2 separate regions of the Mus musculus genome follow, and region 2 is linked to region 1. Evidence: chromatin loops called from intact Hi-C (ENCODE). Cell type or tissue: left cerebral cortex. All regions are shown on one strand. Links, peaks and the distances in the headings refer to the core of each region. The heading gives the core; the rest is flanking DNA.

Evidence for each region. Hi-C counts contacts between places; a loop is a spot of excess contacts. Peaks named below come from ENCODE experiments on the same cell type or tissue, not always from the same donor. Only the 100,000 strongest peaks of a DNase experiment are listed, where the experiment ranks them.
Region 2: a loop joins it to region 1, with 4 times the contacts of the local background. A loop is called at or near these places in 7 of 42 quality-filtered maps.

What each region holds. Positions count from the first base shown.
Region 1 is chr1:127,768,361-127,778,665 of GRCm38, forward strand. It overlaps Ccnt2 (cyclin T2), which reads left to right and starts at 5,804. Exons shown (of 9, transcript NM_028399.1): 1 at 5,804-6,025; 2 at 6,741-6,822. The coding sequence starts at 5,868. 2900009J06Rik (RIKEN cDNA 2900009J06 gene) reads right to left here and starts at 5,694. Exons shown (of 2, transcript NR_045298.1): 1 at 5,568-5,694. In left cerebral cortex, for the core only: a CTCF peak has its summit at 5,962; DNase peaks (open chromatin) are centred at 5,697, 6,222 and 8,121; H3K4me3 peaks cover 3,733 bases; H3K27ac peaks cover 1,675 bases.
Region 2 is chr1:127,863,770-127,874,074 of GRCm38, forward strand. Rab3gap1 (RAB3 GTPase activating protein subunit 1) reads left to right here and starts at 5,004. Exons shown (of 24, transcript NM_178690.4): 1 at 5,004-5,060; 2 at 5,156-5,211. The coding sequence starts at 5,043. In left cerebral cortex, for the core only: no CTCF peak of the experiment used is centred there; DNase peaks (open chromatin) are centred at 5,014 and 5,254; H3K4me3 peaks cover 1,534 bases; H3K27ac peaks cover 878 bases.

The sequences.
Region 1 (10,305 bases), core at 1,284-9,283:
CAGGGTTTCTCTGTGCAGTCTTGGAACTCACTCTGTAGACCAGGCTGGCCTCAAACTCAGAAATCTGCCTGCCTCTGCCTCCCAAGTGCTGGGATTACAGGCATGCACCACCACTGCCTGGTTTTAGTTATCTTTGGAAGAGTCTTCACAGACACACCTAGAATAACCATCACAAGTCCATTCCTTGTCAACATGATATTCCCACACATCTTACACCATAAGATTCAATCCCTCCCACCCAGTGCTCCAAAGCTCTAATACAGTTTCTCTAGAGGCTGGGGCAAACACTTATTTATTAATAAATTAGCTATTTATTTATTTATTAGCTCTGCTAATATCACATTATATAGTCCCATGATACAATAACATAAACATTCCTATTCCCAAAGAATTCAGGAAGGATTACTGAAAGCTTCTAGTATCTTAGCCTGACCTTGAACTGAACGCTTAATGTAGCCAAGTGTGTCCTTGAGCTTCTGGTTTCTCTGTTAAACCTGAAATTTTCAAGTAGACCGAATCCACGATTGTCCAATTAAAGTAAACTTTACTTAATACTGTCCAGGAAGATGGACACTGGCTAGGTCCATACCTGGGATTTCCAAAGAATGGCACGGAATTAGGTCAGTCAGATGCCTATAAAGGTCAAACCCAAAGCAAAGTACTTTCTTCCTTTGTCCAATCAAGAACCAGCACACATCCTGCCTACGTTTGATCAAGTACGTCCTGTGCATTTGGGGTAACCAATCACATTTATTGAAGTGAAAATCTATGACATGCATATATATATGAGAACAACAGCCCCCAGAATTTCAGGAAGTTATCTGTCCTTGGGCAGGTGGGGCTTATAGGTTAACTTTAGCCCTTATACCTTCTGTCCACCCCACGGCCCACCAGTGCTAGGATTATAGGCTGTACCTCCATACACAATTTGTTTTTATGCAGTGCTGGAGCTAGAACCAGGCCTTCAATGCTTCCTCAATGCACTATCTCCCAACAAAGCACCAGCACCCCACGCCCCGGAGCTCTTTTTAAGAGCCTAATGTCTTCAAACATCTTGCATTCTTTACCTTTAACTTTAAACATGCTTTTTTTCTAGCCAAATTGCTTTTCAGGTCATTCCTCTGCTCTTTTGCTCCCAGTTCTCCCTATAAAACTAGTTTAAAGCAGCCAGGGGTGCCTTTTCCACAGCTGGAATAATGGACTGCCTTGAATTCTCCTGCTCCAGATTACCTAGTCAATAACCAATAAACCTAGCTTCCCATAGTCTTGGGCACGGACAGAATGTAAGCAACAGAACACAAATGGCCTCTAGTCGGGTTCTTACTAGAAACCTTGTTCCCATCTAAAGGCTCATCGGCTCTCTGCCAGAGGTTCTGTCTGCATAATTCTGGAGTTCTACAGCTAGCTTCTCTACATCTTCCTACAAGTCAGTTCTTCCTAATTACAGTCAGCTATAATTCCACTCTCCCCCACACCAACTTTCTCTACCAGTTACTCTTTCACCACTGTAATCAAATACCATAGAAACAAATTGAGACACAGGTTTTTTCCAGTTCAATACCACAGATTTCAGTCCAGCATCACAGATATGGTATAGCAGAGCCCAGTAGTTCATGCCACTGGGACCAGAAAGCAGAGTGCACCTGTGGCAGGCGATTGTTTTCTTTTTTCCACTTTATGGGGTGGTTCCATTTGTATTCAGGAGAGGTCTCTCCTCAGGTAATTTCTCTCTGGAAAGGCATCAAGGACACACCCAGATGGGTGTTGTAATAATCTACCAGGCTTTTCTTAATCTACTCAATGACAGTCAAGACCAACCATAGTATACAACTGCTTCATTACCACAAGGGACCTGACTATTCAATGTCATATATATATATATATATATATATATATATATATATATATATATATATATATACAGATGTTACAGTAGTGTTAAAGGCTCATTAAGAGAAATGTGGTAGAATTTCTGGTCTAAATAGAGTCCTACAATTCCAACTGGGCTGGAATCAGATCCCCTTCTGAACGGTGGGCTCATTCTGTGTGCTAAATGGACAGAAGAAATTACACCTTCAATAATAATATGTACTTTTCTTTCCCAGACTCTCTGCCCTCTACATAGTTGCTTAAGGACCACAACCACACAACTTCATTAACCCTACTTTTCTAAATTCTCAGTCAAAAAGCATACTTTCCCTTTTCTTTTTGCTTCTAATACTTGCCAAATCCTAAATTCTAATACATGCTTACAAACATGCACGCACGCGCACACACACACACACACACACACACACACACACACACACACACACACAATTCCTCATCCTGTTAGCTTACAGCATGGCTTTTTCTTTCTCCTCTCTATCTTCCTCCTCCAGGTAGATGCCAAGGTTTATAGCTTGCTGACCCTGGGATTTTTTTTTCTTTCTTTTTAAATTCTAATGAAGCTGTCCTTGAACTTTCTTCTGAGTCTTTTACATTTTTTTATTAGTGACACTAAGAAGCCTGTGGATGGATTGCAATTTCCCAGGTAACATGGAGCACCCCAGTGGAGCACCCCAAAACTTCGAGAAACATAGTAAATGTTCATATTCATCTTTTTTTTTTTCAAGACAGGGTTTCTCTGTATAGCCCTGGCTGTCCTAGAACTCACTCTGTAGACCAGGCTGGCCTCGAACTCAGAAATCCGCCTGCCTCTGCCTCCCAAGTGCTGGGATTAAAGGTGTGCGGCACCACTACCCAGCTCATATTCATCTTGACAAGAACTTTCTTCCACGTGCCAGAGAGGCAGGATGATCAAGACACTGGGGCTACAGCTGTAAACAAAAGGGGTGAGATTTCTTTTCTGCAATTTGAGAAGTAAGAAGCTTTAAGGAGGAGGAAGGAGAATATGGAATAAGAGAAGGAACAGGACAGAGGGAATTATTCTATTACTGGATACCTTCAAGACATTAAAGATGTGATGGCAACTAGGAGACAGATGGGAAGTAAAATGTTCATTTGTAGAGCCAAAGAAAGCCTCTCTAAAGAGGACTTTGAGACTAAATGAGATTGGCTGGCCATGAAGAGACTTCGTGCATGGCAACAGTACAAAGCTGCTGAGGCTGGGGTGCGATAGTAGCTGGAGATTATGGGCAAGCAAGCGTGGAAGGAGAGGAAGCCAGAAATGTGGCCTGGTCAGTAGGCTGTAGTGAAACATTTATATTAAATCTTATAGGAAGCTGTCAAATTTTGTTCCTAGCAGAATAGTAGATATTTAAGCCTTGTGGCAGGAGAGGTCAGGGCAAGGAAGACTACTGTGGATGGACATGAGAAGGTAGAGAGTCTTAGGGTACAGTGACAAGATCATGTGAAGCCAATTATAGAAGTGCTACGGAAAGCCAAGGTCAGTTGTATCAAAAAGGAATGCAAGCTGGGGCTGGAAAGATGTGGCTCAAAAGCTCCAAGCATTTTCAGCTCTTTCGGAGGACCCAAGGTTTAGACCCCAGCACCCATTATGTAGCAGCTCAGGACTCAGGCCGCAGGAAATCTGGCACCACTGTGGGCACCATGCTTACATGTAGTGCACATTCATACATGCAGGCACTCAAGCATACAATGAAGACGTGTTTAAAATGTAAAGAAGGAGTGAAGCTTCAATGCTCAGTGGATAAAAGTGACTGCCACCAAGACTGATGATCTTAGTTCAATCCCCATGGTCCACGTGGTAGGTGAGAAGAGTCCTCAAGTCAACTTCCAACCTGTACATATGTGCTTTGGCATGCCCGCAGCAACATGTGCCCTGCCGCAACATGCACAACTGAAGAAAACAGAAAGGACAGATCTGCTTACTGTGTGTTTCTTTTGTATTGTATTATATAAGACACTTCGTACAATATTGAAAGGAGTCAACAGAGAGGGCACAGACTTGCCTTGTCCTTAATCTTATATGGAAGCCACCTTAACATCAAGTGCCATGCTGGCTGTTGTCTTCTGTAGATGTTATAAAGTTGAAAAGCTCTCCTCCATTTCTACTTTTCTCTTTTTTATCATTAGGACTGAGTGTTGTAGAAAGGCACTTATAGAATGTTACTTTAAATCAATCTAGGAACATCTAGGTAACAAGATGAGAGATCTTGTTATATCTATAACAAGGTATTATTTAGGTGGCTGTTCACAATAACCACCTACAATAATCAAAACACTAGCATAGCACAATAGAGCAGGCAGTAGGCTGAGGCAGGAACCCCCAAATCCTGACAAATGAAAGCCTCAAGTTTTAATCACAAACACACTAGCCCTTTTATTTATTTTCATTTTAAGGAATTTTTAGATAGGGTCATTTTCTTTACAGCTGTTTATTGTGCATGAGTGTGCACACGCATGTGTGCCACTGAGCACGTGTGAAGGTTAGAGGACAATTTGTAGCATTTGGGTCTTTCCCTCTACCATATAGGTGGGGAGTGAACTCAAGTTGTCCGGCTTGGCAGCGTTGCCTTTAGCTGGTCGGCCATTTCAACAGCCCTCGTTGGCTTTTTAAAAGCCAGTTTTCGATAACTGACTGCAGTCTTCAGAAAATACTTAAAAACTAAAGTGTAATTTGGTCATATACAATAGGCATTAACTCAGAGGCAGATAACATGTAAACAAATGAGTGGTGCTTCCTTACAAAAAGATGGAAATAAATCATCAGTTATAAGAGACCTTACTTTATAAAATCCTAAACAATTTTTTTCTTAGCTTCTCTTGCACTCATTTGTTAGACTGTTGGCCTAGTATGCCTAAGGCCCTCTGCTCCAGCACTTCAACCAAGATGCGGCACACCAGCCTATAATCCCTGCACTTTGTTTCTGGACAACCTGAGTTACAGCGTTCTGCTTCTCCCCAACCATCCCCCAATCTCAACCCGCAGAAACCACACAGACCTTCAAAACCATACACCCCATCTGGATGGAAGGCCTAGAGAGTCATGACCTCCAATTATTAACTTCATATTGTTTGACAGGTAACTTAATAAGAAAGATATCTGCAGAGTGATGCCACTGGCCTTGTAATCCCAGCACTTCCGAGGGGGAAGCAAGAGGACAGTAAATCCAAGGTCATTCTTGGCTACAAGAGTGAACACAAAGCCAGTCTGGGACACATGGCACATCGTTTTAAAACAACCCATACCCCTTGAGTGGCTTTAGGTTTAAAGTAACGTTTTAAAGGCGCATGCTCCCCAACATCTACTAGCGATTTAAAAAACAAAACCAAAAAACCCAGAAGACACTGTTAGTTCACTGCTAGAATTAGCGTTCTTTCCTAGCTAACTCCTCCGGAGGGTAGCCATTCGTGGACACAGGAGTCAACAAAGCTAAGAAAATACACCCACCAACATGTAAGAAAATGGAAGCTACAGCACGAAGCCGAGACTAGAAAAGCCTTTTCTGACTTTAACGCACCCGCAAACTCACAGACCACAAAATAAACCGTTTAGTTGAAAGCTAACGTCCAAGCCCTATTAGGCAGCCTCAGGACCTCTTCCCTGTTCGCCCCGCCCCTTCCCCTTAGCCCCTCCCAGATCCAGCATGCACCGCGTCGACCTTTTCTTTCCGAGTGACCCCCACTTTACGGCGTCTCCCAATGACAAGAGGCGCAGAGCATTGTGGTCCCGCGGGTCCGAGAGAGAGAAAGGGGAGGGAGGCCGGAAAGAGAAAGCAAAAGACCAGCGCGAGCCGGCAGGGCGGGTCCCTGCGCGTGCGCGTGGGTAGCAGCAGGCCCGGAAAAGGCGTGGCCCACCCTACGGAGAGCACATTGGGGCGGGGCCTCGACACATTGGCGCGGAGTCCCGGAGGCAGGCGGGGAGGGGGCGGGCTCAGGGCGCGGGCGGAGGAGGAAGTGTCATGGCGTCGGGCCGTGGAGCTTCTTCTCGCTGGTTCTTTACTCGGGAACAGCTGGAGAACACGCCGAGCCGCCGCTGCGGAGTGGAAGCGGATGAAGAGCTGTCGCATCGCCAGCAGGCGGCCAACCTCATCCAGGACATGGGGCAACGTCTCAATGTGTATCCTTTTTCTAGTTGCGGCCCTGCGTCCCACACGCCCTGGTCGCGCTCGCCGGGTGACCGGGCCTAGTGTCCCGGGAACATGGCGCCGCTCCCTTTGCCGTCTTTTGATCTCGGGAAAGACACAGAGAAAGCTAGGGCCCGAGCTGCCGTGGCGAGCCGGAGAAAGAGGAGATGTGCCGGGGAAGGCGGGCCGGGAGCCCGCGTTGTATAACCTGTGTTTGGGAGCGCGTGATGCGGGAGGGAATAGCAGTGCTTCCCTGGCGAGAGAGGAGGAATCCGGGATGAGCAAAGCCAAGGGGCGGCCCCTTCCACTTTCGGAAGTCAGAAAAGGCCTTGAGACGTAGAGAGGTCGCAGATGTTCCACGGAAAGTGTTTTCCGAGGCTTCCGTGCCGGCTCCAGGGCGGCTCTGTTGCGCCGGGGGAACGCACGTAGATGTTTCATGTTCTTTGGGTGTGTGGCGCGCGCCTTTCGACTACTTTATTTCTACTGTACTAAGCTGTAACCTAATTGCAAATAATTCCTGGGCTCTCCCTACGTAGCGTATTAGAATAATTTGGCATCCAGACTGATTTCTCTTCTCCCCGCAGACTTTCTGCATACTTTCAGGTTGAGGATTGGATTTGAGTAAATGGAAAGGGGATTTTTCCATTCAAATTGATTTAGTTTTTGGAAACATTTTGCTTAGATTATTTTCTAAACGTTGCATCCCAGCTCTCAGCTTACAATAAACACTGCGATTGTTTATATGCACAGGTTTTATATGCACCATTCCTTCACCAAATTCAACAGAAATGTAAGTACTGTTTTATTGTTTTAGACGCCGAATGTTAAAATGAGTAGATAATGCGAAAACAAGTTAGTTGATCGTTGTTTTTACTTATAAATTGAGCGTTCTACGTTTACTATAAATGTGAGTTATGCAATAAACGTTTTGCCTCGTGCAGAGGAGTGTGTGTGAGAGAGAATTTTATTAATTAAGCTGTAAAGCACAGTGTTAGCCTTTTGTTGTTGGATTTGTTGGGGAGGGGGGTGTTGTTTTGTTTTGAGACAGGGTCTCACTTGTAAGTCTGGCTGTCCTGGACCTAAATATGTAGACCAGGCTGGCCTTGAACTCAAAAGAGATATCTACTACCTCTGACTCCCCAGTGCTTGGGATTAAGTAATGTGCCACCAAGCCTGGCGGAGAAACAAACAAAATGTTTCTTAACTCAAAAAGCGATAGTGTTTTGCTCATGTAAAATTTGCAGTTGGGGTGATTTATATTAGAATAATTTAAGTACTCAAAACAGAATAGTTTGTTTGGGCAAGTGTAGTCCTTGGGAAGGATACATTTAATTGTGTAGGGTTCTTTGTTTCAAATGGTATGAATTGAGTCTTGCTTTGAAGTAATACTTTAATTTCTCTTTATAATTTGCCTTTTATTAGAATTTTTATAGTGTTATTCTGAAAGGCACATGTAGGACTAGGCCATGTAAGGACTTAATGTTCTTTGTGGATAGTTTGTGGAGTTTAGGCTCCCAATTGCTAAGGAAACAGTTTTAGAAAAGTTTCTTACATTTTTTGCTTTTGAAATGGCAGAAATGTTATAGTTTAGATTAATTCCTGCTTTAAATTCAGTTGATCTTAAGTCTAACCTGGTTTATCAAATTTGCAAGTTGTTTTTGTCTGAGACAGTGGTTTGTTTTTGTTTTTTTTTTTTGTTTTTTTATAACTGTGGGTTTTGCAGTCCCTGTTCTTTTAATCTGTTTTAATCTGTTTTGAGTCTTGCTCTTTCTGGATTATTTTGTATCATTCTTAGGTCAATAGTGGTGTTGTAGAGAAGAAAAGAACCTATTTATAATGCTTATGCTAAGAGAATCCAGTTTTAATTTCAGTTCTCTAAAAGTAGCAGTGAATTAGTGAGCACTAAGTAACCTTGGCTTTTTCACAGTAGTCCTGGATCATGCTGGTAGAAAGTACAAGTCAAAATCGTTGTGGAAATTCTTTGCAGAGCCGTAGATGTCCTATTTTTGCGAATGGGTTTGCTTTTCTATTTTCAGTATAAGATCTCGCCACATGCCTTGCTTTTTAAGCCCTTCCTTTATTTGTTTTTGTGTCCTGGTTTGTTTGCTTTAAGCAAACATCCTTCTCAATGGTAGAATCTGTCTCTTCAAATTTGCCTAGTTAGCACAGGGCACTTGCATGAAACACTTGGACTTACAGTCGTCTAAAAGTTTGTTTGCCTTCCGCATAGGAAGGAGGCTTGAGTGCTTAGTCTTTCCTAGCAGGGTAATTATCTGTTTGGGGAAACAACATCATCCCTCTCACCTCAATGTCTTTCTGGCCTGTTTTGGCAGCTTAAAGGTGGTTTTAAATACTGTATCAGTAGCATAGCCTCAGTAGTACTTCCCACACACCTGATCCTTCAGTGATGATCTCAGATTGAACATCGGTCATGTTTAAATTCATATTTTCTTGCATTCTTGAGAATTTTTTTCTCAGATTATAATCAAGTGTCATTTTTTAAAAACCCTCAAGTATCATTTGATAAATTAAACCCAACAGAGTAAGAAGCTGAGATGCCAGAACAAACTGTAAGGTCTTAAACTGTCATGCATCCATGATGCTAAGGTATCCTTCAGTATTCAGTGCTTTGTTTTAGTGTCTCAGATTGACAGATTTAAAAGTAAAGAAGCATTTCTGTGCTTGTTTATTTAAGAGTTGGAGTCAATCTTCGCCTGTGTCTGTCACCGAGTAACTTGTTTTTCAGTTGTCAGTTTTCTTGGAGAGTCCAATCATTCTAAGGAATAGGTGACTGTATATAGCTTCAGAATAAAACTATCTTTAGGACTGGTAAATAAAGAATATCCTTCTTGGATCAAGTTTAAGAGAAATCTAGTGAGCTGGTGAGATGGCTTAGGAGGTGCTTGCTGCCAAGCCTAATAGCCTGAACTTGATCTGTGGGACACACAGTATAAGAATCTCAATCTCTCTCTCTCTCTCTCTCCCTCCCTCCCTCCCTCCCTGCCTGCCTGCCTGCCTCTCTCAAACACACAAAAATAAATATAAAAGCATGTTTTAAAGATTTATTTATTTATTTTATGTGTATAGGTGTTTTGGTTGCGTGTGTTTGTGATATATATATATATATTACTGTGTGCACACCTGTTCTCTGCAGAGGCCAGAAAAGGGCGTTAGATCCTCTGGAGCTGGAGTTATAGGTGGTGGTGAACCATCATTTGGGTGCTGGAGACTGAACCTGGGTCCTCTAGAAAAACAGCCATAACCACCAAGCCATTTCTCCAGCCCTATAACTTTTTTTTTTTTAAATCAGTTTAGGCCAAGTAGTGGCTGCACATATCTTTAATCCCAGCACTTGGGAGGTAGATGCAGATGGATCTCTGTGTTAGAGGACAGGCAGGGCTACACAGAGAAACTTGTCTTGAAAAAAAACAAGGAGGGGGCTATCAGTTTAGTAAATTATAACAGCCCTAGCCCAACAGTGTCTAGAGTATAACCTGAGGTCACAGCCCTTTTTATCTCCGTCTTAAGAGACTGGCCCAACTTCTCTGAGAAATGGTTTATTCTTTTAGTTTTATTCATTGCAGGGTTTCGCTCTTGCCCCAGCCTCCCAAATGCTGGGCTACTGAAATGGCACCACATCTGACTAGTTCACTTTAAGTTGCATTTATTTCTGGTCAAATCCAAGAGTTCCCTTAGTATTGGGTTATATAGAGCATGCCTTTTCAAAAATCTTTGTTTGTCATGGTCTGCTCTCTAACACCTTTTAAATAGGTGTGCTTCTGTCTGCCTATCTATTTTGGTTTTCTAAACAGGGACAAGGAAGACAGCAGTAGACTCATTAACATGGAAGGGGGAAAGCTCAGGGCTTCAACCCTAGACAAAAAACTACAGCCTACCAAGGACTGCTGAGAGTGGGAGACGTGGTCGTCCCGGGGAAGAGCACACCAACTGGTTATCCAATAGCAAGTGGTCAGCCATGAAAACACACACATGCCAGTATCACATGGACTGAGGAGGTTGTACGAGCATTTAGGAATATGCACACACAGCAAAAACTAAAGAAAAAGAAGCCATGACTTTGAGGGGTGGTGGTGGTAGATGGGAGGTAATGGAGGGACAAAGGGGAAAGAAGAATTATAAACTCAAAAAAAATAAAAAAGAAAAAAATCCTTTTTTTTTTTCTTTTCTTGCTTTTTTTAACTTTTTGGGACAGGGTTTTTTTCCGTGTTGCCCTGGCTATCCTGAAACCCACTGTTTAGGCCAGGCTGGCTTC
Region 2 (10,305 bases), core at 1,396-9,395, 96 kb after region 1:
CTGGCACAGCATCATGGAGAATTCCTATTTTGTCCTGCCCGGTACCATTAAGACAGATGGATGAAATAGTGGCGCCCCACACAAAGGATGTTTTCTTTTTCTTTATGACCTAATTAGACTGTTGTGCCCCCACAGTCCCTCGAGATCCCAGCTGAGGGTGGTTTTTCCAAAGCTTCTAATCTCTTAAATTGCCTGTGCGTCAAAATAGCTCCCCGTGGCCATTATTGGTAACACCTTGAAATAACTGAATTAGACTAGTGTGGAAATCGGTTTGTAAGGGAAGAGCTGTTGCCTCAGGATGTTGACTGAAGCAGTGCTTCATCCTGGAGAAACAGAACCTTTTCTGCTTTTTGAGCCAGTGGGGGGCGAGGATCTAATAAAAGGGTGTCTCCCATGGGCTTCTACATCATTAGCATCCTGACTTCACACTTAGGCTGTAACAAATAACTTATTTTAAAATTTTCTCTAGGGAGAGGACAAGAAGCCAAAAATATCTTGGAAGAAACCTTACCTTAGCAACCTATTCAGCAGCCTCATATGTTGTCTAAAATTTAATTTCAGGGAGCAAAGTCTTCGAGATTGTTTTAGTTTCTGATCTTAGTTACTGAACCATCTTTAATTCTCATTAAGGAGAAAAACGAGTAATGCCATGTTTGTAAGTAGTGTTTCTCAGTTTTCATAGGCCATTCATTATAAAGACTATTATTATAATTCGTTGCCCATCTCTGGCTGGTCATTGGGTTGCTTTATTTATTTTTTGTTGTTTTTTTTTTTTTTTTCAAAACAGGGTTTTTCTGTGTAGCCCTGGCTGTCCTGGAACTCACTCTGTAGACCAGGCTGACCTTAAACTTAGAAATCTGCCTGCCTCTGCCTCCCAAGTGCTGGGATTAAAGGCGTGCACCTCCACACTTGGCTTTATTCATTTTCTTAACTATAAAAATTTATTGTTACTTTGTTTCTGCCATTAAAATTGATGACCTTGGTCTTTCTCTTTTAGTTTTATATACAGTTGTCTTAGTCAGGGTTTTTATTCTTGCACAAAACATCATGACTAAAAAGTAAGTTGGGGAGGGAAGGGATTATTCAGTGTCTTAGACAGGGTTTCTATTCCTGCACAAACATCATGACCAAGAAGCAAGTTGGGGAGGAAAGGGTTTATTCGGCTTACACTTCCATACTGCTGTTCACCACCAAGGAAGCCAGAACTGGAACTCAAGCAGGTCAGGAAGCAGGAGCTGATGCAGAGGCCATGGAGGGATGTTCTTTACTGGCTTGCTTCCCCTGGCTTGCTCAGCCTGATCTCTAATATTACCAGCCCAGAGATGGTCCCACCCACAAGGAGCCTTTCCCACTTGATCACTAATTAAGAAAATGCCTTACAGTTGGATCTCATGGAGGCATTTCCTCAACTGAAGCTCCCTTTTCTGTGATAACTCCAGCTGTGTCAAGTTGACACAAAACTAGCCAGTACATTCAGCTTATACTTTCAAATTGCTGTTCATCACCAAAGGAGGTCAGGACTGGAACTCAAGCAGGTCAGGAAACAGGAGCTGATGCAGAGGCCATGGAGAGATGTTTCTTACTGGCTTGCTTCCTCTGCCTTACTCAGCTTTCTCTTTCATAGAACCCAGGACTACCAGCCCAGGGATGGCACCTCCCACAGTGGGCCCTCCCCCCTAGATCACTAGTTGAGAAAATGCCTTACAGCTGGATCTCATAGAGGCATTTTCTCAACTGAAGCTCCTTTATCTGTAATAACTCCAGCCTGTGTCAAGTTGACACACAAAACCAGCCAGTACAATTGACCCCTTGTCAACTTGACACACAAACACATCACTATTAAGCCTCAACCCTTACTTTCTTTTTTTCTTTTATATGAGTACACTGTAGCTGTACAGATGGTTGTCAGGACCTCTGCTCATTCTGGCCCCGCTCGCTCCGTCCCAAAGATTTATTTATTAGTTATATGTAAGTACACTGTAGCTGCCTTTAGACACACCAGAAGAGGGCTTCAGATCTCATTATGGATTGTTGTGAGCCACCATGTGGTTGTTAGGATTTGAACTGAGGACCTTTGGAAGAACAGTCAGTGCTCTTACCTGCTGAGCCATCTCACCAGTCCCCAATCCTTATTTTCTTATTCATTCCCAAGATCTAAATAACTTTAAAAGTACCACAGTCTTTGAAAATTCTTACATGTTAAAATTTCAATCCCTTTAAAATATCCAATCTCTTTTAAAATCAAAAGTGTTTTTACATTTAAAATTCTCTTAACTGTGGGATCCACTAAAATACTTTCTTACTTCAAGGGGAAAAATATCATGGCACAGTCACAGTCAAAAGCAAAATCAAACTCCAACTGTCCAATGTCTGGGATCCACTCACGATCTTCTGGGCTTCTCCAGGGGCTTGGGTCACTTCTCCAGCTCTGCCCTTTGTAGCACACACTTTGTCTTCTAGGCTCTAGCTGCCAGTACTCCACTGCTGCTGCTGATCTTGGTGGTCATCTCATGGTACTGGCATCTCCAAAACACTGCTGTCTTCTGCTGCAACTAAACTTCACCAATAGCCTCTCATGGGCTCTCTTCATGGCACCAAACCTCAACTCCTTTGCATGACTCCTTTAGTCCTGGGCCATCAATTGGAACCGAGGCTGCAACTTCACTAATGGCCTTCCATGGCTTCTTACAGTGCCGAACCCCAGCTGCTCTTCATGACCCCCTCATGCCTTCAAAACCATGGTCAGGTTGTCACAAGAATATCCCACTATGCTGGTACCAATTTGTCTTAGTTAGGGTCTCTATTCCTGCACAAGGCATTATACCCAAGAAGCATGTTGGGGAGGAAAGGGCTTATTCAGCTTACACTTCCACTTTGCTGTTCATCACCAAAGGAAGTCAGGACTGGAACTCAAGCAAGCCAGTAAGTAACATCACTCCATGGCCTCTGCATCAGCTCCTGCTTCCTGACCTGCTTAAGTTCCAAACATAGTGGCACATGCTTTTAATCCCAGCACTCTAGAGGCAGAAGCAGGTGGGTTTCTGTGAGTTTGAGGCCAACCTTGTCTACGCAGTGAGTCCCACAAAAGCCAGAGCTACATAATAAAGAGTCTGTCTCAAAAAATTATTTAATTTAAATTTTTATGTATATAATTATTTTGTCTGCATGTGTATTTGTGCACTGTGTGCATTTCTGTTTACTATAGAAGTCAGAAGAGGGTGCTGAGTCCCCTAGAACTAGAAGTATGGAGCGTTGTATGTAGCCACGTGGATGCTGGGGACAGAGTTGGGGTCCTCTGTAACAACAGTCAGTACTCTTAACTGCTGAGCCATCTCTACAGTCCCCAACAGAATTCCAACTGCTAGTTAGCACTCCTGTCCTTCAGTGGTTTAAAAAGTAAAGCACTCATCAAATAGTATGTTCTTCTCAGAGTATATGTAACTTGTATGATGTTGTTTGGTTTTGTTTATTTTTTGTTTTGTTTTTCAAGACAAGAGTTTCTCTGTGTAACAGAGCCCTGGCTGTCCTGGTCTCACTTTGTAGGCCAGGCTTGCCTTGAATTAACAGAGATCTGCCTGCCTCTGTCTCCTGAGTGCTGGGATTAAAGGCATGCACTTCCATGCCTGGCTGCTTTTTAAAACAATAAGTTTAGTTGTATAGATTTTCTTTTCCTGGGGTTAGGAAAGGAGACAGTGGGTTTAAGGATCTTGGTCAGTGTTTATGAGTTGTAAAGTTTGAACAAGAGCTGAGGATGTAGTTCTGTTGGTAGAGCTTTTGCCTAGCATGCATGGTCCTCGCTTCTGTCTTTACCACCACACCATACAATCCAAGACGGTGCTACATGACTGCAGTCAGGATACTCAAAAGGAGGCAAGAGGATCAGAATTCCAGTTCGCTCTTCTCACCACAAGGCGTGTGAGGCTGGCTTATGAACCCTATCTCAAGAACAAAACCAAGGGCTTGAGAGATGGCTCAGTGGTTAAGAGTGCTCTTCCAAAGGTTCTGAGTTCAAATGCCAGCAATCACAAGGTGGCTCACAACCATCTGTAATGGGATCTGATGCCCTTTTCTGGTATACTCATATACATAAAATAAATATACTCATACACATTCTAGTGTAATCATATACATAAAATGAATAAATAAATCTAAAAAAAAACCCATTTGAATGAAAACTCAAAGAGGTTTTTAAATACAATTGTGACCATGCATATCTAGGGTCTTTGCCATATAGGACTACATATGCCCCAAGATATTTATGAATGTAGCCCAATACATCTGTGGATGTGAATGTCATGTAACAATTTCAAAATGTTCATCAGTTTGTTTTTGTTTTTTGTTGTTGTTGTTTTTTGTTTGTTTGGTTGTTTTTTTTCTTCCGAGACAGGGTTTTTCTGTGTAGCCCTGGCTGTCCTGGAACTCACTTTGTAGACCAGGCTGGCCTCGAACTCAGAAATCTGCCTGCCTCTGCCTCCCGAGTGCTGGGATTAAAGGTGTGTGCCACCACGCTCGGCTCATCAGCTCTTCTTGAGTCTACAAAATACTCTTATTATTTTTACTTTTAATTCTTTAAACAATACTTGTTAATTTTATTTCATGTGCATGAGTGTTTCGTCAGCATGTAAATCTGTTTGTGCAGCACGTGCATGCCTGGTGTCAGTCGAGGCCAGAAGCAGGTACAGGATCCCTTTGGACTGAAATCACAAATGGTTGTGAACTGCTATGCAGGTGCTGGAAATCGAACATAGGTCTTGTGAAAGCGCAGCGGGTAGTCTTAACTGCACAGTTATCCCTCTAGCCCCAACAGAATTTTAAAAAAAATATTACTAAACCACCTTGAAGAAGAGCGTATGCCACACTAAGATCTTTCTGTCTGGAGGAAAAAGGTCTTCCCACCTTCCAGCAGGCCCTTTGTAGGCGGGCCCGCTTCGGGGCCCCACCCACCACCCACCGAGGCCCCGCCCACGGCCACTCAGTGCCCTCCTCCTAGCTCCCTTCTTCCCGACAGCCTTCGCGCGGGGCCTGACGCTCCGCTCCGCAAGATGGCGGCGGACAGTGAGGTGAGTTCTGCGCCCTGGGTGCCTCTGTCACAGAGTTCTGCCGCCGACGTCAGTGGCCCGCAGCTTACTGTCTGTGCTCTTCTCTGTCCCCGCAGCCCGAGTCCGAAGTGTTTGAGATCACAGACTTCACCACAGCCTCGGAGTGGGAGAGGTGAGTAGTGTGTTTGGTCCTGTCTGGCCCCGGGCGGCATCACACAGGTGACGCTGGTTCGGAGGGAGACGCCCACGCTTCGTCTCTTCTTCCGCGCCACGGCAACTTTGGCTTTTTCCGCATCAATCATACAGACAGGTCAGACCAACCTTCAGACTCCGCCTTTAAAACAAGTTGTGTTGACTTCCAGATCACTTCCCTGGCACAGAAAACCATTTCCGAGGTCGTCCCCGGGTCTTATGCTTTCATGTCAATTTGCCTCAGTTGTCATCAAAGCCGTCAGCTAAGCAGCTGCTGTGTTTTCTTCCTGTGTTTATTGGAAGAGACTTTTAGCGTACCGATGACTGTTCATCTGTCATCCTCTTACCATCGTTATCCTGTCTTCGAGAAATTAAAAAATTAAAATTCTACTATTTCATACTTATAAATAGTATGTTTACATACGTCTTTGGAATGTTTTGATTCACAGCGTTACATTTTAAACTTGGTCCTGTGCCCAGACTTCCCGAGCTTGTCAAATTCAGATGAACAACTGCATTAAGGCGAACATGTTTTATCACCTGAGTGAGTTGAAAACTAAGTTTGTTGGCTTGATAGCTAGCTATTGAGGTTATTGTTGCAGTGCTTGTAGGCTTTACAAATGTGTGGCTCTCATATCAGTTGGTGGCATAGGAAGATATAAAAGATCTTTGAAATAGTAGTTTGACTTGTGTTCCCATCCCCACACTTCATCGAGTCAGTAAGACTTAACACACTAGCAAGACTTTATGAGGAAGTACTGTGTGCCCTGAACTATCCTAAGATCAGGGAAATCTATATACCTTTTAAAAACTCCAACAAATAGTTAAAATGTAAGCCAGTTGGTACTAACTACAAAGAACTAGTTAAGTAGGGAAAACGTGGACTACAAAATTGTTGGAGACATTTTTGTAGGGAAAAGATAGGAAATGCCTGCTTTGAAATTGGGGAGGGAAATGGAAGCTGGGTGACGTGGCACCTGTGTATAATAGTGACTACTGGCAAGGCTGAGGCGGATCACTTGAGCTAAGGAATTAAGACCAGCCTGAGCAATCTAAGAGGTACTGCCTTAAGAAAGGAAAGGGAAAATGGTTCAGGGTTTGGTTAAACATGAGAAGGGACTGACATTTCGAGACAAGTAAGTGAGGAATTATCACTGGGAAATAAATAAAAATGATACAGTGAGATCAGTTTCCAAAGCCAAGGCAGAGGCGTCGAGAGTTGGTGCACTTGACTAAAAACTCTCCAACTTGACTGTGCATCAGAACCTGCTGGTCTCGGTTCTCAGTGTTTCCCATTAGGTTTTAGGTCCAATCCCCAAATTTGCTTTTCTAACATGGTCCCAGGTAATACAGATGCCAGCAGGTCAGAAGACCATATTTAGAAAGCACTGCTGCTTAAAGTGGCAAGAGCTTTTGATCCTATGGTGCAAGGATTGTTTGGTTTAAGTTGTTACATTGTGGTAAAATGAAGTAAGCAGTTTACATTGATTCATAAAGTGGAACTGTAATTAGTTGGATAGAGTGAACTAGATTTAGGTAGATGAGCTTAATGTAAGTCTGAGGGGAAAGGCTCAATTATGAAACTTCAGGTTCATGCCTAAACGAAAAGATATGTATCAAGAGTGCTCTTTTGGGCACATTGACTGTAAAGTTGATATTTTGAAGGTAGTTAGAAAATGATGGTCTTGGAGGGTGAGTGGTAAGAAGACATTAATGATTAGTGTTTAGAATGGAAAAATGGCCATTTTCCCTGGTTAAATAGTTTAAAATTTCCTGAGGGGTGCTGGGGCGATGCTTAGCGGTTAAGAGTTCTGTACATTCTTCCAGAAGACCCAGATTCAATTCTCAGCACCCACATGGCAGCTCACAACTGTCTAAAACTCCAGTTCTAGGTTATTTAACACCCTCATATAGACATACATGCAAGAGAAACACCAGTGCACATTAAATAAATCAATAGATAAATAAACCCTTTCCCGGGCTGGTGAGATGGCTCAGCGGGTAAGAGCACCCAACTGCTCTTCTGAAGGTCCTGAGTTCAAGTCCCAGCAACCACATGGTGGCTCACAACCATCCGTAATGAGATCTGACTCCCTCTTCTGGTGTGTCTGAAGACAGCTGCAGTGTACTTACATATAATAAATAAATAAATCTTAAAAAAATAAAAATAAGCCCTTTCCCTGCTGTGGGCTCAGGTACATTTAAGATTTGGCTTCATCCATAATTCACTGCCATGGCTGAGGAAGCATTGATGCTAAAAGTGTAGTGGATGCCAGCACTGCTTCACAAGAGATGCCGAAGACTACCTTAGGCCATGATGGCCTAACATATGGCATACACTAAGCTGCCAAAGCCTTAGCAAGCACCAAGCACACCGTTGTGTGCTTATATCCAATTGTGATAAGCCTATGTATGTCAGGTTGGTGAAGGAAGGTACTTTGTGCTGGCATCAAATTAACCTGATTAAGGTTGATGACAATAACTAGGAATGGGTAGGCCTGTCTAGAATTCTCATCATAAAGTGATGGGTTTCATCAGAGTATCAAATGCAAGAAATAAATGCGAATTTAAAGTTTCTTAAGCCTTATTTTTTTTATTATTTGGATGAAAAGTTCTTCTCAGAATTGAATGACAATAGGGACATTAATGATCCTAGGCATGGTTGAGAAGGTGGTTTATTGTAAATATGAGGGAGCAAGCAGGGAGTGTCAACTGGAAGAGGTCAGACTAAACTGGGCCAGCAGACTGAACTGGCCATGAGAGGTAGGAACAGAGGGAAAGAGCAGAGAGAGCACATAGCCAGATGACTGGGCTGTGTAGGAAAAGGAGGCTAGGGGAATGGACGCAAAGTTCAGAGTGGGGCTGGAGAGGGTTAGGGTAGTGGGTAGGGAATGCCAGCCAGGATGGTTCTATAACTGGTACTTGTGGTAGAGACTGAGGGAATCTTGAGGTTAGCAGAGACTTTGATATGTTAATAGACACTACCAGCACAGGTTAATGGAAGAGCAATATGTTCCTGTTGCCAGAGATAAGGAGAACATAAGCAATATGTTCCTTGTAGCAAGTAGGAACAATTTTAAGTCCCTCGAAAATGTTGGCTTTTGTCTAAATGTCAGACTGGCAAAAGGACTTTCTTGAAACCTAACAAGTATGTTATGTACCATACAGATAATTTATTGAGACTACTAAGTAGAGACTTAATTTTGAATGAGCATGTGTAAGACACAGTGTAAAACATTAGGGATTTAGTAGCTAGTAAAAACAGATGAGGCTTAGTATGCTCATTGACCTGTGTTCAATCCCTAGTCCTATAGGAAAAAGGAAAAATAAGGCAGACTCTCTCTCTCTCTTGCTCTCTCTCTCTGATTTTTTTTTTTTTTTGAGGCAGAGTTTCTCTGTGTAGCCCTGGCTGTCCTGTAAATCAGGCTGAGCTCAAACTCAGCTCCACCTGCCTCTGCCTTCTGTGAGTGCTGGGATTAAAGGTATGTACCACTACACATATACCCTCCCCATCCCCTAGCTAAGGGTCCTGCTCTTATTGAAAGTATAGTCTAGCAGAAGAAATAGACATGAGTCAGATAATGTAACTAGTCTGTAATTACAAGTTGACATGAAAGCTACAAAGGTGAAATGGAAAGAACCCTGTTTTTCCAAAAGCATGTACAAAAGAACTGAGTATAGTAAGTGACTCAGCAGCTAAGCTATGGAGAACTGTTAAAGAAAAAGTTACTACACTTTTCTAGCCAAATCTCAATATTTGTATCATATAATTGTCTCCTAGCCAGTGCTAAAATTCATAAGTATTTTAAAATGTTTCTTTGGGGCTGGAGAGATGGCTCAGTTTGTAAGAACACTGGCTGCTTTCCCAGAGGTCCTGAGTTCAATTCCTAGCACCCACATAGTGTTCACAACCATCTGTAACAGGATCTGATACCTTCTTCTATCATGCAGGTATACAGTCTAATAGAGCACTAACATACAAACATAAGTAAATGTTTTTGTTTTTTACTCTGAAAATTATTTTTAAGATTATTTTTATTATAGCAATAATACCTTGTTAAAAATTACATTTAAACCTTCTACAAAGATAGCTATTAAATTTTGACATATTTTCTTTTAATTGTGTGTGTGTAACTTTTTTTAGATCAAACTATATCAATGCTTGTTTCTGCAGCTTTCTTTTTTCACTTAACACACGGAACTTTTTCTTATTTCCTCAACTGTTCTTCAGAACCATTTTCAGTGGGTATACATTGGACGGTCTACTGAATGGACATTTTAAGGAGTTAATGAGAAGGTTCAGTTAAATTATAAGCTGATTTATTATTTGATGTCATTACTGTTTTAAAAGAAATGCATAACTCATAATGCCAATGAAGAAAAAAATCTGATGCCTTTGATTACAAGTTGATTTTAGTTACTCTAGAAGCACTTTCTAGATGTTTTAGTTACTCTAGAAGCACTTTCTAGATGTTTTAGGTAGCAATTGCAGCTGCTAGATTGGATCACATTTTTCTAATATAAGCAGATTGACAGTTTTCATTTGCTGATGTTCAGCAAGTTGCTAGTCAAGTTTTAAAGATTCTTTTTATCTGTGTAAAGTGCTTTTGCTTGAATGCCTGTGTGCATCACATGCGTCTCATACCATCAGGCCAGAAGGCACTGGATCTCTAGAACTAGAGTTACAGTTGGGTATGAGCCACTCTGCTGGTGCTGGGCAGGGAAAGTGATCAGTTGTATAACTATCCTTAATTAGGATTAAGTTAATCTCTCAGTTTTTGCTTCTCTTCTAAATTTATTCTATCATATTAAAGGAGGAATTGTTCTTAGTTTATGTTTTGTAGAAAGAGTGCTTTTATTGGGTGGATAGATTTAAATGAATCAAAATTTAAGAATTCTTGAACTAGACAACATTGTTTCTACTTTTATTCTATATCCCTAAGTTAGGCTCACATATTAAACTTCTTGAGCATTTTCTAATTGAAACGTTAGGGTGTAAGGAAATGTCTTTTAAAGAAATTGAATAGTACTAGGAAAAATGTTTGGTTATATATTTAGAAAGTTTTCCCTCCTT